2 separate regions of the Homo sapiens genome follow, and region 1 is linked to region 2. Evidence: chromatin loops called from intact Hi-C (ENCODE). Cell type or tissue: sigmoid colon. All regions are shown on one strand. Links, peaks and the distances in the headings refer to the core of each region. The heading gives the core; the rest is flanking DNA.

Region 1 (2,901 bases), core at 291-2,790, 81 kb before region 2:
GACCAGGCTGGTCTCAAACTCCTGGGCTCAAACAATCCTCCCGCCTCAGCCTCCCAAAGTGCTGGGATTACAAGCATGAGCCACCACGCCCAGCCCCACTCAAATCTTTAAAGATACAACTGGCCACATGTTTTGGTCACAAAATAGGGATGCATAACTTATTTTTCATTCAAATCAAAGTGAATTTGCCCATGGACATCACTTGTCCGTACAAGCCCCAGGCCCGGCATGAGGATGTGGCTGGTCTGCTGGGCCCCTGCTGGATGGCGTGGAGGTCCGGGTCTCACCAGCTCGGTCTGGTGTCACCCGTGACCTTGCAGACTCTGGCTGCCGTGCTGCCCACACAGGATGGCCTCCAATCCACAGCACCACCAGGCTGCACTACACACGCACCGGGGTGGCGGGGACGCTACGCACCTTCAGGGGCCAGGTTTCCTTCCATTTCAAACCACGGCGTTTTGTTTTCATTCAGAGTCGACCCTCTGGACTGACTGCTCGGACCCGACAGATGCTGTAAGCTCACGCCGAGGCCTCGGACGCGGGACTCGCACTCGCGGGCACAGCTGTGCGGCTAGAGCGTGAAAACAGCAGGCTCTGAACGCCTCTGGACGACACAGTCGGTGCAGGAGAAAAAACTTCTGCCCACAGACACGGCAGCTGTACAGCTCAGCGCCCAACAGCGCTAGCGAAGGCCACACGGAACTGAAGGGGCCACCCACGCTGTAGAGACGGTGGAAACCGAGGCCCACGGGGCCGATGCTGGCCTGGACTGCGCCACCCATCCGCCTCGCGCCCCCTGTCCCTGGGCGCCAGCCCCGGGGCTCCGTCCCAGCTCCTGCTACCATCACTCTGGTTGGATGGTCACTTCCATCTGAGGTTAAACACAAAACAGTTGTCCAAAACACAAAGGTCAAGCCTTCAAGTTCCAAATTGGGCTCCAAAGCGCAGAGGCCTTTCAAACTGTGTGCGAAGCCCTCCAGGCAGTCTGGGGGGTGCACGGACCCCAGCTGACAGCTGGAGGGCCTCCAGCACCTGAGGTGGGTTAACTCAGCTACCGGAAGCCGGTGAGACCCTGGAAGGTCAGGGAAGCCTCCTACGAGCTGACCTGACGTCACTCAGCAAACGTCCAGGGCCCTGTCTCAGCCACATCTGTACCTGCCCCTTGCCAAAGCCTCTGGCTTTTGTCAAACTAAAACACGGGTTTACTCTCTTGAGAAAGCGCAAGCTCCATCCACCATGTGGGAGGGGCTCACAGGGTCCCCTCACAGCCAAGGCGGCCCTGGCCGTGGGCCGCTCTGCAGCAGGGCCAGGCAGCAGTCAAGGGTGGGGGGTGCTCCCCAAGGGCCTGGCAGTGCCTGGAGCGCAGCACAGTGCATGTTGAAACAGGCAGCCAAGCAGAGCCAAGCACCTCCCTCCTGCCACAGGGAGGCACAGGCCGGCCAAGCCACAGAGGCCCACAGGGCGCAGGGATGTCCATGGCACAGGCAGGGACAGAGATGGCCAGAGCAAGCTCCGTGCGTGTGTCAGGCGAGGAGGCCAGTGTGAGAAGCACCGGGACCCTAGACCCCTTGTTGCCTCTGGTGAGCGCCCTCCCAACCCTGCAGAAGAGAGGGTTATTAGGAAAGTACGGACTGGAGCATTCTAGACAGGGGAGCTGGCCGACGGCACATGAAAAAACTGGCTGAGTGAGCCCTGCTCAGACAACCTGCTCGGGCTGTGAGGGGCACACAGCCTTACAAAGCCAGGAAGCTGGAGAACAAAGATCCTCCCTGTCTCCCCAGCCCTCCACACAGAGGCAGAAGGAGGGGACTCTCCGCCCTGACCGTGCAGCCACTGATGGCACCGGCTCCTCATCCCAAGGGGGATGGGACAGCCAGTGCCCATCAGGAGGTATGGAGTGAGTGCCCAGCAGTGCGCCCCCTGCCCAGCACTCGCTTCTGCCACCTCACTCACCACCTCTGACCACCCTGGGCATGGCTCCTGGAGAGAAGGTCTGAGAAAACAAGCAAGAAAAATCAGCAGCTACAAATTCCAGATTTTCGGTCTGCGCCGTCTCAAACATTCCATGTTCTTGATGGTCCCTGCTACAGTTTGAACGTATACCTCCAAATCTCTACCATGGTGTTGGGAGTTGATCAGGTCCTGCGGGCCTGCACAAGACACGAGAGCCTCATAAAGGGCTGGAGGGAACCAGCCTCAGTCCTCCGCGTCCTCTATCTCCTCCGCCAGGTGAGGACACAGCCACAAGAGGCCATCTTGGAAGCAGAGGGCAGGCTCTCACCATACACCAGACTTGCTGGGGCCTGGGTCTTGGGCTCCCAGCCTCCAGAACTCTTTTTTTTTTTTTGAGACGGAGTCTTGCTCTGTCGCCCAGGTTGGAGTGCAGTGGCGCGGTCTCGGCTCACTGCAACCTCCGCCTCCCGGGTTCAGGCCATTCTCCTGCCTCAGCCTCCCAAGTAGCTGGGAATACAGGCGTCCGCCACCATGCCGGCTAATTTTTTGTATTTTTAGTAGAGACAGGGTTTCACTGTGTTAGCCAGGATGGTCTCGATCTCCTGACCTCATGATCTGCCCACCTCGGCCTCCCAAAGTGCTGGGATTACAGGCGTGAGCCACTGTGCCCAGCCCAGAACTCTTGAGAAATACATTTCTCTTATTTATAAGTGACGTCGTCGGGGGTATTTTGTTACAGCAGCAAAAACAAACTAAGTCAGTCCTTTTCTTGGTACCAGGAGCTGCTCAAAGCTTTTGGTTTTTCAATTTTCACCCAGGAGGCACAGAGAAAACAGCTCAGCAGGTGCAGCAGAGGCCCCCCCATGGAGGACAAGCCTTGCGCTCTCGTGACTGAGGCCGCGGAAGGCACCATCTGCTCACTAAACCCAAGACCTCCAAAAACGCAGC
Region 2 (2,901 bases), core at 90-2,589:
GGTGATCTGCCGGCCTCGGCCTCCCAAAGTGCTGGGATTACAGGCATGAGCCACCACGCCCGGCTGGCCCAAAACTTTTAAGCAGATTTTAGATGTGCAGAGAAAAGCATAAGGAACAGAATACCACTGATGCTTCTCACCCCCTGAGATAAAATGTCACCAGTAAGTGCAGGCAGCATTTCCTACATCCTTCTCTGGGCCCTGGGTCCGTCTCCCCTCTACCCCTCCAGCCTGAATTTGCAGTTCTTCCCATGTCTGCTTGCTACTTTTCAACTTTGTTTTTTGCCCCTTTTGAAATTTGGTCAAACGAAGCGAGAATGAATCAAACATTGGTTTACAACGACCCCAAGAAGGAAGGGAGACCCAGCAGCAGAGAAGTCGCCTCCCAGCTGCCATGGGTGTGATCCGTCCCAGAGCCACAGATCCCCTGCCTCTCCCCTATGCCTCCAGGATCACCCAGCAGCCTCCATAGGGCAGAGGGTGTAGAGGAGCTGGGAGGGGCTTGAGAGGTTGGCCCTGAGGGGCTCCAGCCAGAGTGACTCTGAGCTTGTGGCTTGGACTCGTGGCTGTCATCTCCTTTCTGGAACTCTGCTGAGGCCCAGGTGGTGGTCACTGTGGTGCTCCCACGTCAGTGGGATGAGACCAAGAGCAGCCGCTGCGTGCAGCTGCCCACGTGTCATTCAGAGGACAGCCGAGTGGCCGCCTGGGAAGGCAGTGCCGCCCCAAGGTGGCAGCTGGGCAGCAGAGGAGTTGTGAGCAGTCTGACAGGTCCCTCACCCTCAGTTTCTCAGTTTTGACATCTTCAAACTTAGAGTTGGAAGAGAAGGGCAGGTGACATGGGCCCCTTATCTGAGGCACTGGCACATGACCCTGCGTCTTCTCAGGGACCTGAAGGCTGGGGAACAGGTGAAACAGTGTTTGTGCCCTCTGTGTTGTAGTCCAGCCCCAACCATCCCAACAGCCGCCTCTTCTGTCAGGGGCCCTGCGCCATGCAGTCCCACATTGTGAGCAGCGAGTGCCCCAGAGACAGGTGGGTCCCTGGGAAGGTGTTCTCTGCACCTGTGCCACTCCACTGTAGCAGGCGCCATCCCAGGGAGGCGTCGCAGAGGCCACTCAGGTCCTTCTGTGCCTGCAGGTGGCATCCTGCACCTCAGCCCTGCCCTTCAGTGAAGGCTTTGACTGTCCCTGGCCACAGCACTGCCAGTCCCCGACTTGAAGGGGAAAGCAGATTCATGCAGAAAACCTTTGTTTACCACGCCCCCTGCTGGCCATCCTGGGGCCTGCAAGTCCCCAGGACTGATCTGTTGGGCATGTCCTCGGGTGAGGTTTAAGCCACAGGACAATGTTGACTGAGCTTTCTTGTTTTGCTTGTAGCTGATGTTTTCACGCAGATTAAAGTGTTATCGGAATGCTGTCAGGTCCCTTAATGTTAGAATTCAGGGTCATTAAGTGGTGCACACCCTTCAGTGATTAGGAGAAACACAGGCGGAAATAATGATTATATGACTTACAGGCCCACAGCAGGCTGGAGGCCACACAGAGGACTGGGGCCAGGCCCTGGAGCATAGGCAGGGGACAGCTGAGAGGGTGGCAGCCAGCCTTGTCTATCGGGGAGTAGGGTGGGGTCACTGTATGCTGGTGGGCAGGTGCTCGAATGGATTTTTTACAGGAAATGGTGGATGCCGGGTGCGGTGGCTCCTGCCTGTAATCCTAGCACTGGGAGGCCGAGGCGGGTGGATCACCTAAGGTCAGGAGTTTGAGACCAGGCTGACCAACATGATGAAAACCTGTCTCTACTAAAAATACAAAACAAAATTAGCCAGACATGGTGGCGGGCACCTGTAATCCCAGCTACTTGGGAGGCTGAGGCAGGAGAATCGCTTGAACCCCAGAGGTGGAGGTTGCAGTGAGCCGAGATCATGCCATTACACTCCAGCCTTGGCAACAGAGCAAAAATCCGTCTCAAAAAAAAAAAACATAAAAATAAAGGAAGTGGTGGGAAATTGAGGAGCCCAGTCTACCAGGTGGGAGAGATGCCTCCAGGCTTCTTTCTCTGGCATCAGCTTGAGGCATTTGGGTGTGCTGTCCCACATCTGACCCCCCAGGCAGCAGCCTGTGCTGTGTGCATGCTGTGGGCCTGGGGGCAGACCTCGTGCATGATGACGAGTGCTGTTTGGGTGGCAGAGGCTGCTGGAGGAGTCTGGGTCCAGCACCTGGCAAAGCGCGTGATGAGCACAATTAAACAGGCAAGCAGCCCAGAGGCACCCCTGTAACTTGGAACCCCAAGAAGCATGAGGGCGGGGTCAGCGAGGAAGTCACGTGGTTGTGTCCAGCCGTTCCACCGGGAGCTGGTCCCTGGGAGGACAGGAAGGAACTACATTGAGGAACTGAGGTGGGGGGTGGAGAACGGGAAGCCGTGCCAAGGGTGACTCAGCCCTGCTTCTGGTGTGAGAATGTTAAACCTATGTTGAGAATGAATGCTGAGGCCCCTAACCTCACCAGGTACTCGCTGCTTCACGTTGATTAAGTCTCTTTTAAAAGCCAACAGCTCATCAAGGAAGTGGATGCCAAAACTACTCATGGAATTCTACAGAAACCAGTGGAGGCTGACACCGACCTCCTGGGGGATGCAAGCCCAGCCTTTGGGAGTGGCAGCTCCAGCGAGTCTGGCCCAGGTGCCCTGGCTGACCTGGACTGCTCAAGCTCTTCCCAGAGCCCAGGAAGTTCTGAGAACCAAATGGTGTCTCCAGGAAAAGTGTCTGGCAGCCCTGAGCAAGCCGTGGAGGAAAACCTTAGTTCCTATTCCTTAGACAGAAGAGTGACACCCGCCTCTGAGACCCTAGAAGACCCTTGCAGGACAGAGTCCCAGCACAAAGCGGAGACTCCGCACGGAGCCGAGGA

Evidence for each region. Peaks named below come from ENCODE experiments on the same cell type or tissue, not always from the same donor. Only the 100,000 strongest peaks of a DNase experiment are listed, where the experiment ranks them.
Region 1: it touches region 2 in a loop (2.2-fold over the local background); 2 of 110 quality-filtered maps call a loop at or near these places.

What each region holds. Positions count from the first base shown.
Region 1 is chr4:1,643,772-1,646,672 of GRCh38, forward strand. The region is part of intron 4 of FAM53A (family with sequence similarity 53 member A); the gene reads right to left. Among named protein-coding and RNA genes, the nearest start is that of FAM53A, 39 kb to the right of the region's middle. In sigmoid colon, for the core only: no CTCF peak of the experiment used is centred there; a DNase peak (open chromatin) is centred at 1,270; H3K4me3 peaks cover 671 bases.
Region 2 is chr4:1,725,167-1,728,067 of GRCh38, forward strand. TACC3 (transforming acidic coiled-coil containing protein 3) reads left to right here. Exons shown (of 16, transcript NM_006342.3): 4 at 2,542-2,901. Among named protein-coding and RNA genes, the nearest start is that of TACC3, 5.1 kb to the left of the region's middle. In sigmoid colon, for the core only: CTCF peaks have their summits at 1,263 (motif pointing left) and 1,464; DNase peaks (open chromatin) are centred at 1,235 and 2,374; H3K27ac peaks cover 939 bases.